Regions from separate parts of the Homo sapiens genome. Here region 2 is linked to region 1. A link is an interaction called in ENCODE POLR2A ChIA-PET data of the cell type or tissue named here. Cell type or tissue: MCF 10A. All regions are shown on one strand. Links, peaks and the distances in the headings refer to the core of each region. The heading gives the core; the rest is flanking DNA. Region 1 overlaps DNAJC3 (DnaJ heat shock protein family (Hsp40) member C3). Region 2 overlaps DNAJC3 (DnaJ heat shock protein family (Hsp40) member C3).

What was found. ChIA-PET counts read pairs that join two places held together with the same protein. Peaks named below come from ENCODE experiments on the same cell type or tissue, not always from the same donor. Only the 100,000 strongest peaks of a DNase experiment are listed, where the experiment ranks them.
Region 2: POLR2A ChIA-PET joins it to region 1 with 14 read pairs; 2 of 35 experiments call an interaction of 5 or more read pairs at or near these places.

What each region holds. Positions count from the first base shown.
Region 1 is chr13:95,781,560-95,786,940 of GRCh38, reverse strand. It overlaps DNAJC3 (DnaJ heat shock protein family (Hsp40) member C3), which reads right to left. Exons shown (of 12, transcript NM_006260.5): 10 at 870-1,002. Among named protein-coding and RNA genes, the nearest start is that of DNAJC3, 110 kb to the right of the region's middle. In MCF 10A, for the core only: no CTCF peak of the experiment used is centred there; DNase peaks (open chromatin) are centred at 1,830 and 2,280.
Region 2 is chr13:95,702,408-95,707,788 of GRCh38, reverse strand. All of the region lies in intron 1 of DNAJC3 (DnaJ heat shock protein family (Hsp40) member C3), which reads right to left. Among named protein-coding and RNA genes, the nearest start is that of DNAJC3, 28 kb to the right of the region's middle. RefSeq lists an enhancer at 364-653. In MCF 10A, for the core only: a CTCF peak has its summit at 3,066 (motif pointing left); a DNase peak (open chromatin) is centred at 3,068.

The sequences.
Region 1 (5,381 bases), core at 72-5,071:
AGAGCTGATTAAGATCCTACTGGCAATTAACAAAACTGGTTTTATAAAATAGTTCCAATGGTATCACAGGCCAAAGATCTGCATACACAGTTCTGGATGATCATTAAAGCTGACATCAGGCTTCCTTGGATACTCGCTCACTAAGATTACTGAGAATAAAGCACTCCTGATCTTTAGAACTTTCCCTTTTTTAAAAAAGGTACATCAATGAATTTTTTAACTTTCTGAATTTCCAAGTTACCATAATTCAATTCTTGGTATTAAAAAATATTTGACTCTGAATGCCACTTTCAATTATGCTTCTGCATTAGCTTACTTAATAGTAAGCACAAAGATTCCAAATTTTGAAAAATTGATGGTTTACTCAGCGAACCACTGGGAGGTATATCATTTACTTAATTTCAGAATTCACCCACAGGCACTGGGAGGTGTATCATTTACTTAGTATGTACTTTTATATAAGGTAGATCTTAATTTCAGACTTAATTCTGAAAGCACTACTTTATTTTTAGGCCTAGAGAAGGCTTTTTCTTTACTCATTCCGTCTCCTCCTCCATCCCCACCAAAAGGAATCTCACTCCTACCCCTTTACCCTTCTTAAAAAATCTAGGCTTAGGACCCATTCATGCTACAGTGTCATCTTTGTTGCCAACTACTAATTCTGTTGTTGCATTATTGGTCTCTATCAAAGAAACTTGCCTATAAAATACTCAAAGTAGCTTTCTAATGTTAAAGACTGTTAAGGTTTAATCCATATGACTGAAATTACATAAGTAAAGAAAATGAATCAGAGAGGAAAAAGAGCAATGATTAGCTTTGAAACAGAGTTGATTAAAAATAGCAAAGTAAATTTTAAATTAATAATTCACCTTTTTACTCCCAAGATTTTATAATAATCTCGTTTCTGCGACTGTTTCAATAATCTTTGTGCTTTCTCTAGACCTTCTCGAATCTGCTGATCATTTTCATTGTGTTCCTGAGCAGTTTCATAATCCTGAATAGCTGTCAAAATATGTTTAAGATAATATTGTTAAGGCAAATTATAATTTATTGCCTTTTCTTATCCTGTAAAATTGATGCTAAAGTCGTCATCCCCCAACCCCTTCACTCTTTGGCCATTATTGCCAAAAACCTTAAGTGATACCCCGTTAGTAACTTTGATCAAGAATATTTAAGAGGCCGGGCACAGGGGCTCATGCCTGTGATCCCATCACTTTGGGAGGTCGAGGTGGGCGGATCATGAGGGTCAGGAGTTCAAAACCAGCCTGGCCAACACAATGAAACCCCGTCTCTACTAAAAAAAAAAACACAAAAATTAGCCGGGCATGGTGGTGCACGCCTGTAGTCCCAGCTACTCGGGAGGCTGAGGCAGGAAAACCGCTTGAACTTGGGAGGCGGAGGTTTGCAGTGGCCGACATCGCACCACTGCACTCCAGCCTGGGTGACAGAGTGAGATTCCGTCTCAAAAAAAAAAAAAAAAAAAAAAAAGGTTTAAAAGGCATAATAATGAAAACTGAGTTTAGGTAGTTTATTATTCTCATTCAACAAAATGTACTGCTGTTTACTTGCCCACCCTCCCGCATTATCTCCCCATACCCTCTGGGTAAATATGTTAATATCAGCACTTTATCCAGAGCAATCTTACCACCATTAAGACTAAGTGGTTGTTACACAGGAAAGAAAGACAGTGATAAAGAAAATCGGCCTGGTCAGCTATGGATTGACAACAGTCCAGAAGAATTAGACATTTAGAAAGGGATCAGGAGGTGGGTTTGGCCAATGGGAAGCTAGAAAAAAAAAATTTGTAGAAAGAAAGGGAACAGAAGGAACTGTCCACAATCCGAATGACTCAGTAACCCACAGGCTTTAACACTATTACAAACCTAAGTGTCAATCAAAATACAAAATACATATAGTCCCAGTATAGGAAGTCTGCTGACTATCCACATTACATCTTTTATTTTATTACACAGTATTTTTTTTTAAAAATTTTAAGAGACAGGGTCTCTGTCACTTTGGCTGACTGCATCCTCGACCTCCCAGGCACAAGCCATCCTCCTGCCTCAGGCCCATGAAGTAGCTGGGACTACAGGCACGCACCACCACGCCCAGCAGTATTTTAAATACTTAGAAAATACAAGGCATCTGGGTATCTAATATGCAGAAGAGAGTCAACACAGCAGTCCTGAGACAACTATCCTTAGAAAAGTTTGCTGACAAGGTTGGCTTACTGCTGACGTTTGGGAAGCCAGATTTCAGGAGTGTTCCCAACATTCCATGGTAAGAATGACTCATGCCTGAACTGTTTGTATGAAAAATACAGTTTATGGTAAACATCTTTCCTTCTGGGAGTCTGGGATTTTGGTGCAGGCCAGACAGAACGTGTCTAGTGACTAGTTCCCCAAAAAAACTCTGGGTGCAGTGTCTATAACGAGCTTCCCTGGTAGACAACATTTCACACATTGTAGAATTTCTCATTACTGGAAAAATTAAGCTTGTTCTTTATGACGTCACAGGGAGAGAAGTCCTGGAATCTTCTGCCTGGTTTCCTCCAGATTTTCACCCTTGCACCTTTTCCCTGTGCTGACTTTGCTTTTTCACTGGAATGAAAGCCCTGAGTACAACTATATGCTGAGTCCTGTGTGTCTTCTTACCAGATCACCAAATCTGGGGATAGTCTAGGGAAGCCCCCACTCAAATTTTTCTCAATATTCTCCCTGCATAGATAATTCCAATAATAGATTGCTGGGATAAAATTCTTGTTTTTATGAAAATGCATTTCACTAGGATAAAAGACATGTGAACACTCATCTTCGCAACAGCTAAACATGGAGGGAATGTAAGGCACCTTGGACAGATTAAAATGAGAAAGATATTGGCCTAAGACTGAGACAGCCAAATGCAAAGGGGTTCCCAGAAAAACTCCAACTGGCCTGCACGCTGGGAGGAGTGTGCACTGGGGTGGAGCCTCGGGAAGAAGCCTGGCCCCTCCCTCCTCTTCCTGGATGGAACCTGGGATTCAATCTGCAAGGTGGGAAGCACACTAGCTGGGACTCTGGCCTTGTAGAGAGTCCTGTTTCCCTCTTTTCCTTTTCACCCAATAAGTCCTGCCCTCTTCAAATTGTCTGTGAGCCTCATTTTTCGTGGCCGTGTGACAAGGACCCCCTGTCTTTAGCTGAACTAAGGAAAGAGTCCTACAACAAGACTAACAGATTTTGACAGGCTACACACTACGTACAGAAACGAACCACCACCACCTTTGGCCCTGTGGCACTGGGGAAGGGGACCCTTCAATCTTTTATCCTAAAGTGAATTCTCGCATCAGTGCATCATTACATTAAATGTTACTATAGCCCAACCCACAGGGACATAAAAAACTTCTCCCAGTTTAGTATAAAAACAAAACCATCATAAACAGTAGTAAGGTTTAACTTTACAATGAACACCCATAACACAACACATAGCTTAGTAAGGAAACAGACCTTGAAGGAATACAATAGGAAGATGTTTCAATATACATGATTTTGCTACTTGTGCAGACTCTATATTTAAAACATGTTTTCATTCTTACATTTCAGAGTTATCTCCCCAAAGCAGTCTTTTGTATCGTATTTGTATTAAAATTTAAGGTGAACACATTTTTCCCAACATAAGACAAAAATGTAAAATTATAGGTTGTTTCCTATATTCACACAATTGCAGAAAACTAATTAGAAACCTAAGTATGGATGATGTAAGACTTCCCACAGATATAACTAGACAGACCATTTTAAGTTATACTTTCTCAGACTCCACACTCTAAGAGAGCATCTAAAAAAACAAAACAAAACAAAACACCCAATAGACAAAAAACAAGCAATGGGGAAAGGATTCCCTATTTAATAAATGGTGTTGGAAAACTGGCTAGCCATATGTGGAAAACTGAAACTGGACCCCTTCCTTACACCTTATACAAAAATTAACTCGAGGTGGACTAAAGACTTAAACGTAAGACATAAAACCATAAAAACCCTAGAAGAAAACCTAGGCAATACCATTCAGGACACAGGCATGGGCAAAGACTTCATGAAACATCAAAAGCAATGGCAACAAACGCCAAAATTGACAAATGGGATCTAATTAAACTAAAGAGCTTCTCCACAGCAAAAGAAACTATCATCAGAGTGAACAGGCAACCTACACGGGAGAATTTTGTTGCCATGAATGGGAGAAAATTTTTGCGATCTATCCATCTGACAAAGGGCTAACATCCAGAATCCACAGGGAACTTAAACAAATTTACAAGAAAACAACCCTATCAAAAAGTGGGCGAAGGATATGAACAGACACTTCTCAAAAGAAGACATGTATGCAGCCAACAGACATATGAAAAAAAGCTCATCATCACTGGTCATTAGAGAAATGCAAATCAAAACCACAATGAGGTACTATCTGACACCAGTTAGAATGGCGATCATTAAACAGTCAGGAAACAACAGATGCTGGAGAGGATGTAGAGAAATAGGAAGGCTTTTACACTGTTGGTGGGAGAGTAAATTAGTTCAACCATTGTAGAAGACAGTGTGGTGATTCCTCAAGGATCTACAACCAGAAATACCATTTGACCCAGCAATCCCATTACTGGGTACATACCCAAAGGATTATAAATCATTCTACTATAAAGACACATGCACAGGTATGTTTATTGCAGCACTGTTCACAATAGCAAAGACTTGGAACCAACCCAAATGTCTATCAATGATAGACTGGATAAAGAAAATGTGCCACATATACACCATGGAATACTATGCAGCCATAAAAAAGGTGAGTTCAAGTCCTTCACAGGAACATGGATGAAGCTGGAAACCATTGTTCTCAGCAAACTAACACAGGAACAGAAAACCAAACACTGCATGTTCTCACTCATAAGTGGGAACTGAACAATGGGAACATGTGGACACAGGGAGGGGAACATCACACACCAGGGCCCGTGGGGAGGTAGGGGGCTGGGGGAGGGATAGCATTAGGAGAAATACCTAATGTAGATGATGGGTTGATGGGTGCAGCAAATCACCATAGCATGTGTATACCTATGTAACAAACCTGTACATTCTGCACATGTATCCCAGAACTTAAAGTAAAAAAAAAAAAACACACACACACATCCAATGTTTATCCCACCATTACTGAACAGCTATGAAAAATAGAATAAGCCAGACATATATCAGCCCTAGATAAAGAATACCATGTTGCGTATTAGCCAATTCATTTTCTAACTTCTGAATCTAAAAAATCTTATCCCAAATTACTTTTCTTCTATATTCCCTTCACATTCTTGAGGAGCAATGCAAATCACCAGCTTAGGATGGGAGACGTAAGCACACACGTTTGCCTACCCTCCT
Region 2 (5,381 bases), core at 283-5,282, 79 kb after region 1:
AAGTTGGTCCTTCCTTGAGGCTCTTAGTCCTAGAATATCCGTTAGAGTTCTCTTTACATCTTTAGTTACTCTCCTATCACAACTTAACAGTTCTTAGATTAAACTTCCCCTTTCTAAGTAACTACATGATTTCGGTCTCTCCTCAACGGACCATGAGTGACACACAATTGGTATTGGGAGCAGTCCTAGGAGACAGGCCCACAGAGATGCAATTCGAGGACTGGTTTGGTCATGGCCTTGGGCTTCAGTGCAGTGCTAAGTTCCTCGCCAATGGGAGATGAAATGCTAGTAATCCACAGTAGGTATTGGAGTCACAATTAACTAAGCTATCACTTTGGTTGACTGTAATGAAGTACTGAGGGACATGTCTTAGAAGCCCAAGTGGCTGCTGCAACTGACCATAATGGCAGAAATTATGAAAATAAGGACTTTGATGTGGGGTGGGTTCTTTTGAGAGCACTAGAGCAGGGTCCCCAAGCCCCCAGCCACGGACCAGTACCAGTCCATGGCCTGTTAGGAACTGGGCCACACAGCAGGAAGTGATCGGCAAGCCAGAGAGCATTACCACCTGAGCTCTGCTTCCTGTCAGATCAGTGGAGGCATTAGATTCTCACAGGAGCACAAACCCTATCATCAATTGCGCATGCAAGGGGTCTAGGTTGTGCATTCCTTATGAGAATCTAACTAAAGCCTGATGATCTGAAGTGGAACAGATTCATCCCGAAACTATCCTCCCCCTACCCAACCCAGTCCATGGAAAAACTGTCTTCCACAAAACCAATCCCTGGTGCCAAAAAGGTTGGGGACTGCTGCACTGGGGCACCTACAGGGAGAAAATAACCAGCTCAGATCCAACTTTCAGATCAAGTCATGGTCTTAGAGCTGATTTAGCTGAAAATCAAATATAAAATTTAATTTAATTATGAGGGTTGCTGAATTAAAACAATAGCTGAATTCATGGTCTCACCAAGTTTCTCCTGTGAAAGGGGACAGATTAGTAAAGAATGGAATCCTTAAATTTGGAATGGGAATATTTATTTGGACCCAAATGAAACTGACCAACTTGAACCCCCAAGTCCGTCTGAGTCTCCCTTACCAGAAGTAGTTTTCCCCCCTTGTCTGAGGAGATGACTCTTCCACTGCTTAAAAACCTGAGGACAGCTTTACCCATGGTGGATGCCTTAAAAGAGGATGTTCAGTCCTCCTCAAGACACACCCTAACCACTGCCATTGTCACTAACCCATGTCAAATTTTGACAGGCTCCAGAAGAACAGGTATATACTATGACCCAAAGGAAGTAGCTGAACACACTAAAAGATCTGCTGATAAACTAGCACAATCCCACAGAACATGTATGGCAATGGATTCTAAAGGTGCTAGACCAGGAGGGTGAAATATAACACTACATTGGCTCTAATTCATTTATATGTATATACTTATAAAGCAGAGGTCAACAAACCGTTTTTTGTAACTAAAGTTTTACTAGAATGGGGCCATGCCCATTAATGGATGGGCCATATTGTCTATGGCTGCTTTCACACTATAGCAGCAGAACAGAGTTGTTGTGACAAAACCCATATGGCCTCTAAAACCTAAAATATTTACTATCTGACCCTTTACAGAAAAGGTTTGACTACTTCTGTACTAGAGATCCCACATTTAATGTGTTAACTCACAAAACTGGAAGTGGCTTTAACAGCTTACTTGATTGGCTGACTGAAACTTGAAGTTTAATTTAATTAAGCATTAATTATATTAATTTAACATTTAATAAGGCTGAGGTTCCAAAGTTTCCCTAGCATAATAAGAGAGAGGGATCCAAAGGTTTAGAGAGATAGGAAGGTTGGACTGGATTTATCATGTGTTACCTACACACCAAATTGCCACTTATGTCCATGAGAGGGCCTAGAAAACACTCCTTTTACTAAGACATTTAGAAACCTATTAGTGGCCAGGCACAGTAGCTCAAGTCTGTAATCCCAACACTTTGTGAGGCCAAGGCAGGAGAACTGCTTGAGGCCAGGAGTTCAAGAGCAGCCCGGGCAACATAATGAGACCTCATCTCTAAAAAATATAAAATAATTAGCCAGGCATGGTGGCACACACCTGGAATCCCAGCTATTTAATACTTGGGGGGCTGAGGCAGGAGGAAGGATCCTTTGAGCCCAGGAGTTCAAGTCTGCAGTGAGCTATGATCGTGCCACTATACTCCAGTCTAGGAGACAGAGCAAACCTTGTCTCTGAAACAAAATTAAAAAAAAAAAAAAGAGAGAGAGAGAGAGGGAGAAATGTATTAGTGAGGGACCACCTAACAAGGTTTTCAAAATTCTTGTCACTCCCCTTTGTAGGACAGGTATGACTACAGGAGGAAGTCAATATTGAGATAAGTTGAATTCAGTGCGGATGATGGGATTTTAGAGTTGCACAGAAACTTAAGCAGCAGCACTGAACCATGAGAGACTAGGTGGGCACATCAATGCAGAGGCTCTTAATAATCAGGTAGATAAAATGACATACTCTATGGGTGGCACTCAACCTCCTTCTCCATCATATCTAAGCTTGTGCAATGGACCCATGAACAAAGTGGCCATGGTGGCAGGGATGGAGATTATGAATGGGTTCAAAAACACAGATTAGGCCAGGTGCGGTGGCTCATGCCTGTAATCCCAGCACTTTGGGAGGCCTAGGCGGACAGATCACCTGAGGTCAGGAATTCAAGACTAGCCTGGCCAACGTGGCAAAACCCCATCTCTACTAAAAATACAGAGATTAGCTGGATGTGGTGGTGCATGCCTGTAATCCCAGCTACTGGGGAGGCTGAGGCATGAGAATCACTTGAACCCACGAGGTGGAGGTTGCGGTGAGCTGAGATCATGCCACTGCACTCCAGCCTGGGCGACACTGCGAGACTCTGTCTCAAAAAAAAAAAAAAAAAACACACACACACAGATTAGTCCTTTCTAAAACTGAAAAAACTGATCTGGCTAAAGCTACTGCAGAGCATCTGATCTGCCAATGCTGGAGACCAACACTGAATTCCCAGTATGGCACCATGGGTGGGAAAGAGACAGCTGGCCACCTAGTGGCAGATTGATTTTATTTGGTTCTCTTCCATAATGGATCCGTTTCTCATATTCCAGATATGAATTTGCCTGCAATGCTTCTGCCAACTCCACCATTCATAGACTCACAGAATGTATTACCTATCATTACAGCATTCTATACAGCACTGTATCTCCTTAAGGAATTCACTTCATAGCAAAAGAGGTGGACAATGTGCTCATGACACTAAGATTAACTGGTTTTACCATTACTCCATCACATAGAATGGCTTACTGAAGACTTCAGCAGCAGCACTAGTTAGGAGACAAAAACCTGAAAGGATGGGGCTCTGTTTTACAAGCTGCAGTTTATTATTTCAATCACAGACCATTATATGATGCTATCTTGCCCACAGCCAGAATATGTCAGTCCAGGAATCAAAAAGTAGAAGCAGGCATGGCTCCTCTCATTATTATACCCACATAAGCCACTTGCAAAATTTCTGTTTCTAGTCCTGGCAACTTTGAGCTCTGATGGTTTGGAGATCTTAGTCCTTAAAGGAGAAATGCTTCCAAAGGGGACACAACAATGTTTCCGATTAATTGGAAGATGAGACTCCCATATGGCCATTTTGTACTTCTTATGTCACTGAAACCAACAAGCCAAAAACATTGGTTAATCTACTAGTTGGAAAAATGAATCCGAATTACCAAGGGCAAACAAGTGTGCTATTTTGCAATGGAGGCAAAGTAGGGTAAGTGGAACCCAGAAGATTGCCTAGGGCATGTCATACTACTTCCATGCTCAATACAAGGTTAATGAAACGTTACAGCAACCAAAAAACAGAGCAAATAAGACACAGTCCCTTCAAGAAGGAAAGTTTATGAGTCACTCAATCAGGTTAAAAAAAAAAAAAGCCAGAGTAACTGAAATTCTGGCAGAAGGCAAGAGAGCTATAGAACAGGGAGTAGATGAAGGAAGCCACATATTTCAGCTACCACCTCAGACCAGTTACAGACACAAGCTATGCAGTAGCTTTGCATATTTTCTCTTTGATTATATACATGTTTATTTGTATATACAGTCAATCTTCATAATTTAGATTCTGTATTTGTGAATTTGCCTATGCACTAAAATTCATTCGTAATCCCCAAACTCATATTCACAGCATTTTCAGTCATTCAAGAACACATGCATGTTCAGGGTAGCAAAATACTGAAATCACTCCAAGCATATGTTCCAGCTGAGGCTGAACAAGGTAACACTCCATCTTCCTGTGTCAGCTTTCATAGTATAAACAATTGTCCTTTCCACTGTGCATTTGGTGCCACTTTTTTGTGTATGCTTCCTGTCACTGATTTCACCACTTTGAGTGACTCCCAAGCATAGTACTGAAGTACTGTCAGGTGTTCCTATGCTCATGAAAGCTGGGCTGTACCTTACTGAAAAAATCGTGTTTTAGTTAAGCTTTCTTCAAATATGAAAGACACTGCCATTAGCTGTAAGTTCAATGTTAATAGATCAACCATACATAGTAAGGTGTCTTTAAACAGAAACACACAGAAAACAAGGTTATGTCTTGATCTGTTGACATAAGTTGTGATTTGAGGCTTGCAGAAACTTAACCCTGTATTTCCCCTAAGAGAAATGGTTCAATATTTGCTAATGCAGTGTTCACGATGACTTTACAGAACATAACCACCATGAATAACAAGAATTGACTGTACTAACCATATTTTTCTCCCTAATTCCCAATTTTATTTTATACACAAATTACTGAAGTTAACTTTACAATTTAGTCTTTATATAACTGAATATTGAGTGGGATGGTGATGGAGTAAGAGTAGTAATTTATGTAGCCAGTGATGGATACGTGACTGATGGAACCAGGAGTCTTCTCCATTAGGGTATGGGTAAGAATTTCTTCCCTGCAAGGATAGCTGTATCTTCTTAGAAAATTGTCTCAGTTCTTCTATTCAGGCTGCTATAACAAAAATACCATAAACTGGATGGCTTATAAACAACATTTATTTCTCATAGTTCTAGAGGCTAGCAAGTCCAAGATCAAGGTGTCAGCAGATTCAGTGTCTGATGAGGGCCTAATAGACTGCACTTTCTTGTTGAGTCCCTATGTGGTGAAAGGGGAAAACAAGCTCCTTCAGGCCTCTTTCATATGGCCACTAATCCCAGTCATGAGGGCATCATCTAATCACCTTCTCCTTAAGGCCCTGCCTCTTAATACTGTCACATCAGATTAGGTTTCAACATATGAATTGGGGGCATGAGGGGAACACAAATATTCAGACCATAGCAAAAATAAAGTTGCTTTGTTGTACTG